Regions from separate parts of the Homo sapiens genome. Here region 1 is linked to region 2. A link is a contact called in ENCODE Hi-C data. All regions are on one chromosome and are shown on one strand. The core of a region is the stretch at or near the end of the contact, and the rest is flanking DNA. Distances in the headings are between cores, read along the strand shown. Region 1 holds the start of RHOT1 (ras homolog family member T1). Region 2 holds the start of EVI2B (ecotropic viral integration site 2B).

Region 1 (4,627 bases), core at 77-2,576, 830 kb after region 2:
GCGAGACTCCGTCTCAAAACAAAACCAAAACAAAACAAAAAATCTGTGGATTACAACTTTTTAGTGACTTTTTAATATAATAATGATAGCTGAGATCAGTAGAGCACACGCTCTGAGTCTGGCACTGTACCAAATGCTTGACAAGTATTATAGTATTTATTACTCACAACCATCTCAAGAGGAAGGTATTATCATCATTATTTCCATGCTACAGAAGAAGGAACAGTGGCTGAGGGAAGTAAAAATAAAAGCACTTAGTCGAGATCACAGAGCTATTATGTGGAGCCTAGATTCAAACCCAGGAAATTTGCCAGCAACTCTTAACTGCTGCAAGAGACCACATGACTTCTCCTAGGAGAAAGGGAAGTTGGTATTACGCACATTTCATTCCCTTTAAGTGTTTATTGTGTAATATTTAAGATAGAAAAAATGTACATTATGCACAGATAGTGCTTCCTCATTAATTTATGTATTTTATATTTCCCACTGTGTGCCAAGTATTAGGGATGTGATATATATTCGCACGCGTATGTATATATATATATTTGCCATTGTGTACCAAACATTAAGCATGTAACAACAAATTCCTCCAGATGGAGAGGGTCACGAGAAAATTAAGGCAATGTTAGAAAAATCATCTAGAGTTTATTATCGAGTGCCACCTCCGTGTCTAGCATTACGCTGGGTAAGCCTGAGTAAAGAAGAGTGTCCGAAAACCCTGCCATAAAATAAACTACATAGACAGAAAAAAAGTCACTTAGTTTGGTTATAAAGAAAGGAGTCTTGTTCACACAGCGTAAAAACGAATCTTATAATCGTATTTTATAAGCATCAGAGGCAAAAGCAACTAGGGTGACGGGCTTTGGGGAGTGGAAAGCGCCGGATCCTGGGAGCCAGTCGCCCTACTCGATCAAGCATTTTCTGACGGCCCTATCCAATAACGTGGGGACGCAGCTGAAAACCATGCAAGCTGATCGCTGCCCTCCCGGAGTTTATGGTCTGGTGAGAAGATCCCTGCTCTGAGTCACTGCCAAGCTCTAGCTATGTGACTTTGAACAGGGAATTTCTGTCCCTATCTATAAAATAAACGGGGTTAAACCAGGGAATCCGCCATTCAAATTCCTGGCCCAAGTGTCTCCGGGGTCGCGGTGCCCAAAGGAGGGTGGGCGAGGCTCCCTGGGCCTGCGCTGCGGCGGCCTGACAGCGGGAGCGCTGTTCCGGCGCAGAGCGCGTTCGCGTTCCGAAAGCGCGTGTCCCTCGCCGCGTGCCGTCGTCCCCGCCGCCGCCGCCGCCGCCGCCGCCGCCGCCGCCGCCGCCGCCGCCGCCACAGCCCGCTGGGCCGGAGGAGGCGGAGCTGGCGCTGTCCCGGCTCTCTTGCGGGGAAGCAACTGAGGGGGCGGCGCGGCGGGCCCCGGCGGCCGAAGAGGCTGGCAGGTGGCGCCGTGGGGTGGGTGCTCCTGGTGAGAGGAGTCCACTCCGTGCGTGCGGGCGGAGGCCGGCCCCCGAGAGCCGCCGACATGAAGAAAGACGTGCGGATCCTGCTGGTGGGAGAACGTGAGTCCGCACCCTCTGGCCGGCCCCTGAGTCCCTGCCCTCCCTGCCCCTGCAGCCCCTGTCGCCCCTGTCGCCCCTGCAGCCCCAACCTTTGCAGCCCCGGCCCTTCTCGCGCCTCACAGCTCCGCTCGCCTTTCTCCGCGTTCCTAGGCCTTCCAGCCCCTTCACTCTTCTCTTTTGGCTGGCCGCCGGCGGCCCTCACCCTGTCACCTCACCTGGGCCCTCCAGAGATCTCCTTTCCCTGTTCCCCAGCCGTCCTCCCAAGCCATGTCCCTATTAGCCCTAACCGCCCGACCTCATCCCTCCGAAGCTTCTCTCCTCCTTTTCCTCTTCGAACCCTGTCCTTCTGGGCCTCACAGTTTCCCAGGCCGCCTCCTTTCAGACCTTCTTGTCTTCTGGAGATTCCCTTATCACTGCCAGGCAGGTGCTGGAATAAGCAGACTGACCAATAGGGATTGCGTGAACCGGCTCCCGGGGAAGCTGGGGGAGGGGTGCAGAACTATTCGACTTGTGGGCAAGGTCAGGTTTCTGCATTTTTTTGGCACTCGCAGTCTTCACTCTCTCTATGTATTGACATTAAGATATGAGTAGTGGAAAGGGCCGGATCCTTTTTAGCAGTACTTGTACTTTGCATTGGACTAACTCCTCGTACTCGAGATATTTCATCAAAAATTTTTACTCAACTTCGAGTTATGCAAGCGCTCAATGAATTAGAATTATCTGGGGAGGGTCCAATTGTTGTTACCCTAAAGCGTAATCTTTGCCCTCTTTTTAAGCATTATTTATTCCATAGTTACTTCGTAGTTAACTTATTAATAACCACAGGCACACAGACATTTGATATCTCCCCCCACCCAGAAATTTCATACATTTCACCTTTTGAAAATATAATAAAGGAGAGTTCCCTCTGTTCACTGACATGAGGACGCAACAGCGGGGACTTCTTGATTTCACTCTGCAAGTTATGTAACTCAGTTGCTAGGACTAAAATAAGAAAGTGGGCCAGGGATAACTGGATTGTTTGTTTTAAAGAGTTAATACATTCGTTAATAGTCTGCCATTGCTGTTTCGAAGCATTCTGTTTTAAACCATTATTTCATTCTTGGTAACCCCTCAGGGTCACCGTGATGGAATCCCAAGGAAGAAAGTTAACACGTTTTTACCCTCTTCTGTAGTGTTCTTTGAGTTCATTGAAATTTCATCCACCTGCTGTTTGGAGAAATCTTCCTTTAGAATTAGAATTTAGGAGTAAGCTTAGCCAGCCATAGTTTACTTTTTGATTTGCAGTTGTAAATTTTTATTTTTATTTATAACTATATCTTAATCTGTATTTTTCATGGACTTCCTTGACAAGGTTCAGGAAGGTGTTATTTAACATATAATTCATGCTTATGCTTTTGGAGCAAGGTAGGGAAAGTGAGTAGACGACTTGCTTAAAAAACTGATCCTTAAATATATGATGAAATAGTTTGTTGTTGTTGTTGTTTTGAGACAGAGTCTCGCTCTGTCACCGAGGCTGGAGTGCAGTGCCTGGGATTACAGGCACTGTGGCTCATGCCTGTAATCCCAGCACTTTGGGAGGCCAAGGCAGGCAGATCACTTGAGGTCAGGAGTTCGAGACGAGCCTGGCCAACATGGTGAAACCCCGTCTCTACTAAAAATACGAAAATTAGCCGGGTGTGGTGGCACACACCTGTAGTCCCAGCTACTCTGGAGGCTGAAGCAGGAGAATCACTTGAACCCTGGAGGAGGAGGTTGCAGTGAGCTGAGACATGCCAGCCTGGGCAGCAGAGCAAGACTCTGTCTGAAAAAAAACCTTTAATAATGCTCCCACACAGCTGGGTGAGGTGGCTTATACCTGTATTCCAAGCACTCTGGGAGGCTGAGGCAGGAGGATCACTTGAGGCCAAGGAGTTTGAGACCAACCTGGGCAATGTAGTGAGATCCTGTCTCTACAAAAAATTTAAATATTAATGGCTGGGCACAGTGGCTCACTCCTGTAATCCCAGCACTTTGGGAGGCTGAGGCAGGAGGATTGCTTGAACGCAGGAGTTTGAGACCAGCCTGGGCAACATAGTGAGACCCCGCCTCAAAAAAAAAAAACCACAACACTATTAGCTAGGCATGGTGGTGTGCACCTGTAGTCCTAGCTACTGGGGAGGCTGAGATGAGAGAATTGCTTGAACCCAGAAAATCGAGGTTGCAGTGAGCCATGATCACACCACTGCACTTCAGCCCAGGTGACAGAGCAAGACTGTCTCTTAAAGAAAAAATTAATTTTTAATGGCTGGGCACAGTAGCTCATGCCTGTAACCCCAACACTTTGGGAGGCCAAAGTGGGCAGATCACCTGAGGTCAGGAGTTTGAGACCAGGAAACTGACCAACATGACGAAACCCAGTCTCTACTAACAATACAATAATTAGTCAGCTGTGGCAGCACGCACCTGTAATCCCAGCTACTCAGGAGGCTAAGGCAGGAGAATGGCTTTCACCCAGGAGATGGAGGTCGCAGTGAGCTGAGATCACACCACTGCATTCCAACCTGGGGGACAGAGTGAGACTCTGTCTCAAAAAATATATATATATATTGATAATAGTAAACAGGATAGTTTTCATTTTAATGGAGTCTTCTTTTTAAATTAAATTGAGATATATTTGTTTTCTACTAGTTAAGTTCCTTAAGAAAATGGAACTGTTATCTTCTTTTAAAATGAATCTGGCAGATCTTTAACTGGTTTGTCTAACTCTGATTATCATGGCAACCTCTGCCAAACTACTTCAAAATTCCACTGGCTTTGGCCTTGACTTTTGCAATATCTCCCTTAACCAGTCTTTCTGCTCCTGCTTTCCTCCATTTTCCGTGGAGCAGGCAGATTCATTTTTATTTTTTTATTTTTAATTTTTTTACCCTGAAGTATAGATTCAAGCTGTCCTGAATATATACAGATTCATATTTAGAAAATATCTCAGATTCTGCTATGCACCTTAAAAATCATCTAATGAGCCAGGTGTGGTGGCTCATGCCTATTATCTCAGCACTTTGGGAGGCCGAGGCAGGTGGATCACTTGAGG
Region 2 (4,391 bases), core at 186-2,685:
TAATATAATTTTATGACTTTATGCATAATGAAATAAACTAAATATTAGAAGTAGAAAAATATATAGACAAGCCTAATCTGAAAAAGAGATAAATATCTTTATTTTCTGACTTCCACAGTAATTACTTAGAAGAAATCCTTCTAAGAGAAAGTCATGAATATTTATTAAGTGTTGAAATGGGATATCACCCACTATGAACATATTATTCCCTGAAATTACAAGTCTATGTAAAATACTCTTTGCAGTTTTTATTTGCCCATTTTACCCACAGCAAGCATCTTTTATGCATATTAACAATTTTCTATTGTTTATTCTATAGGTTTCTTCTATCTTATACTATGTTCTAAAGTCTCAGATAATGTGACATAAACACGTAGATGATATTAATATACGCATGCATGTTTGATTATTGACTAACATTTTTGGCTTAGTAAGCTTTTAAAATGAGCCATAATGTTTTCATGTCATCATTATTAAATATAAAATCTATATGTAAAAAATAAAGCATGTATAATAATAATAGTCAAATACCACATCTGATTTCTTTTTCTTTCTAAATTAAGTGAAAGTGACCATTCTTACTATGCAAACTAAAGGGGATACAAAAATTTTAATTTATGCATTATATTATGTACAGGAAAATTCTATAAAAAGTACATTAGAACTTTTAACAATTAATATTTTGGAGGTTATAAATTCAGTCATAGCCTGTGGAATCTAGTTCTATTTCTAACCCTTAGCTTTATCTGCCATGGCTATAGTTTCTTTTTAATTCTAAAACTAAGGTTAACAAATATGATTGTGGCTGGGAGCGGTGGCTCACTCCTGTAATCCCAGCACTTTGGGAGGCGGAGGTAAGCGGATCACCCAAGGTCAGGAGTAGGAGACCAGCCTGGGCAACATAGTGAAACCCCATCTCTACTAAAAATACAAAAAAATTAGCCAGGCGTGGTGGTGGGCGCCTGTAATCCGAGCTACTTGAGAGGCTGAAGCAGGAGAATTGCTTGAACCCAGGAGGTGGAGGTTGCAGTGAGCTGAGATCGTGCCACTGCACTCCAGCCTGGGAGACAGAGCAAGACTCTATCTCAAAAAAAAAAAAAAATATGTGTGTGTGTGTGTGTGTGTGTGTGTGTGTGTGTGAGATTAAATAAACTTAAAAGGTCTTATACAAACCTAGGTGAAAATATTTTTCTAAGGCAAGCTGAACTGAGTATTTTTTAATTCTATGCAACAAAACCACAAAAACCTGTTATAGACATCTTTAGACTATCAGAGTTTAAGTTTAAAACACTAATGACAGTTTTTAAAATAAATTTTATATAAAGCAAGATCAAACCAAATTGTGTGAAAATTTTCTTACCTCAGCTGTTAACTTCTTTTGCAGAATGCTAAATTCTTGTTCTAACTGGACATTTTGGTGATTTGGCTAAGAAAGGAAAATGGGTGGTTCAATTCAGATTTAAAATGTTCCTCTAGCAAACTGAAATAGTTTCTGTAGAAAAAGAGGAAGTTTATCAATAGCTGGTTCCGGAAGTGCAATAAACCACAAAGTGACTAAGAAATATATTACTTTAACAGAACTTATTTTGAAATACATTTTGGAGCCCTATGATTTGAGTGCTTTTAATTATGTAAATAAATATTTGAGATACTCTAGTAATATGATTATGTAAATTAAATATTTAGGATGGAGTCCCGAAGAGAAAATTACATGTTCTAAGAAGAAAAGCTGCCAGTTGGGTTATCACTTACAGTGAGATTTCTTCTCATAAGAAGTGAGTGATGTGTTCTGTTTACTTGTATGACCTTAGGCAAGACTCTGCACTTCTGAGTCACCGTTTCCTCCTCTAAAGGAATATTTTATTGGGTTATTGTGAGGATTAAATAAGATAGCATAATATAACATGTATAAATGCCTCACCAACTGCAGGTAACCAATAAATGTAATGTTATTTCCTCATAATATAAAAAGTCCAGGGTAAAAGTATAATTACATTATTTTGCAAATGACAGGATCTCATTCTTTTTTATGGCTGAATAATACTCCATTGTGTATATGTACCATATTTTCTTTATCCATTCATCTGTTTATAGACACTTAGGTTGCTTCCAAATCTTGGCTGTTGTGAATAGTGTTACAACAAAAGTGGGAGTGCAGATGTCTCTTTGTACAGTTTTCCTTTCTGTTGGGTATATACCTAGCAGTGGGATTGCTGGATCATATGATAGCTCTATTTTTAGTTTTTTGAGGAACCACCAAACTGTTCTCCATAGTGGTTTTACTGATTTACATTCCCACTAACAGCGTACGAGAGTTCCATTTTCTCCACACCCTTCCCAGCACTTGTTATTGCCTGTCTTTTGAGTATAAGCCATTTTAACTGGGGTGAGATGAGGTATCATTGTAGTTTTGATTTGCATTTCTCTCATCAGTGGTGCTGAGTACCCTTTCGTATGCCTGTTTGCCATTTGTATATTTGTAATTAAATTATTTTGACCAAATATTTTACTAGTGACTTTTGAGTTCAAGTTCTCAACTATTTATTTGATTACCCACAAAGTAGTTACTTCTCAGTGGAAAATAAAATAAATTGGGGATCATTTTTTAAATAAGAAGTTAACTAAAGTTAACTTGTTACTAAAGGGTAATGAGGGGTTGGGGAGATGGTGTTACCAGTTAATAGGTACAAAAAACAATAGAAAGAATGAATAAGACCTATTTGATAGCACAACAGAGTGACTGTCATTAATACCATAATTATACATTTTAAAATAACTAAAAGTGTAATTGGATCCTTTGTAACACAAAGGATAAGTGCTTGAAGGGATGGATACCCCATTCTCCATGATGTGATTATTTCACGTTGCGTGACTGTATCAAAACATCTCATTACCCTTTAAATATATACACCTACTATGTACCCACAAAAATTTAAAATACAAAAAATTTTTAAGTTAACTAAACAAAGTGTATTGAAAGGAGTGAGTCCATCTGAATAAAAATTTCTTTGAGTAAGTCACCTTTCCTCTCTTGAAAAATGGAGATCATAATTCCTAATTTATAAGCTTATTGTGGAATTAAATAAATGTAAAGTGCCTTGGATGATGCATATTATAGTAGGTACGGAATGTGTTAACCCATGCACTGCTTTTTCCTGGTCACTGCGGGAAACACAGGTTATTATGACCTTGTTCTTAACTTCAGGGTACTTATAGCTTGGTGCAAAAAGAATAGTTTTTTTTTATGGGCTCCTACTATAAAGCATAATATAATCAAATGCTATAAAGCTTTTGATTCACTGGTTTTTGGAAGTATTGTTGTTTTTACGGACAGGGTATTGCTGTGTTGCGCAGGCTGGTCTTGAACTCCTGACCTCAAGCAATCCTCCTGCCTCAGCCTCTCGAGTAGCTAGGACTACAGGCACATGCTACTATGCTCGCTGGCTGGCTTATTTATTTATTGTAAAGATGAGGCTCTTACTTTGTTGTGCAGGCTGGCCTCAAACTCCTGGCCTCAGGTGATCCTCCCAGGATTATAGGTGTAAGCCACTGTGCCTAACCTGATTCACTATTTTTAAATCCCTGAATTAAGCTGGTGAACTGTAATACCCAGGGGTAGGGAATGTGTTTTTGTTCAAAACTAAATGACTTTTAAATTTTGAACTCAAAGATATCTTACCTACCATTTTAAAATACCTGTCATTTGGAAAGGAAACACTTCTGTTTGTTCAGTAACTATCATTGGATAGTACCATTCTGAGAGTATATGTTTAATAGCCAAGATAGTGAGTGGTGAATTTTAAATATTCTTTTAAATATCCTTGTGGTAGAAGCTCTCTGGTGAGAAAATGTTTGACCAGTATGTTGAATATGAAAGTAATTTCCTATTTTTATGATGATATTAATTTCTTTTAATTTTCTCTGACACGTGTTTATTTATGACCCTTGATTCAAGGAGTGCTTTGTGTTACTCCTGGATGTACTGGTGCACAATCTCAAATTTTCAATTTTTGCACAGAATGGGAAGTCTGCCCAGTTTCATTTCTAATCTGGGTTATTTTTCCCCTCAAAAGATAACCTGATTTCAGTCACCATGACTGGCATGAATATTCTCATGCTTTCCTTTTTACTTTGTTAACACTTAACTTTATCTGGAATAATATTGTTATGATTTCTCGTTTAGAGAATAGATTTGTTTTTTACAAATTGCTAATAAATTGATAATAAAAATGATGCTTTATTTTTTTCCTCTCATTTTAATAATAGCTAGACGTTTGAATTTGATGACCAAGAGCAGTTATCACCTTGAGAGTTACGTAAAAATTACCAATGCTTAGAGTTCACCCCATTCCAGTTGCATCAGAAGGAAGACATGGGAATTAGGCATTGGT

What was found. Hi-C counts contacts between places; a loop is a spot of excess contacts on that map. Pooled maps may share reads with other maps.
Region 1: a pooled map shows a loop between it and region 2 (4-fold over the local background). The contact joins the promoter of RHOT1 here to the promoter of EVI2B in region 2. A Hi-C loop is called at or near these places in 5 of 50 pooled maps.

The regions. Positions count from the first base shown.
Region 1 is chr17:32,141,176-32,145,802 of GRCh38, forward strand. It overlaps RHOT1 (ras homolog family member T1), which reads left to right and starts at 1,327. Exons shown (of 20, transcript NM_001033566.3): 1 at 1,327-1,554. The coding sequence starts at 1,518. LOC105371730 (a long non-coding RNA gene) reads right to left here and starts at 1,960. Exons shown (of 2, transcript NR_136413.1): 1 at 1,850-1,960; 2 at 51-1,538. RefSeq lists an enhancer at 658-827 and silencers at 1,288-1,517, 1,548-1,607.
Region 2 is chr17:31,312,619-31,317,009 of GRCh38, forward strand. EVI2B (ecotropic viral integration site 2B) reads right to left here and starts at 1,436. Exons shown (of 2, transcript NM_006495.4): 1 at 1,361-1,436. The region is part of intron 36 of NF1 (neurofibromin 1); the gene reads left to right. EVI2A (ecotropic viral integration site 2A) reads right to left here. Exons shown (of 2, transcript NM_014210.4): 2 at 3,792-4,391.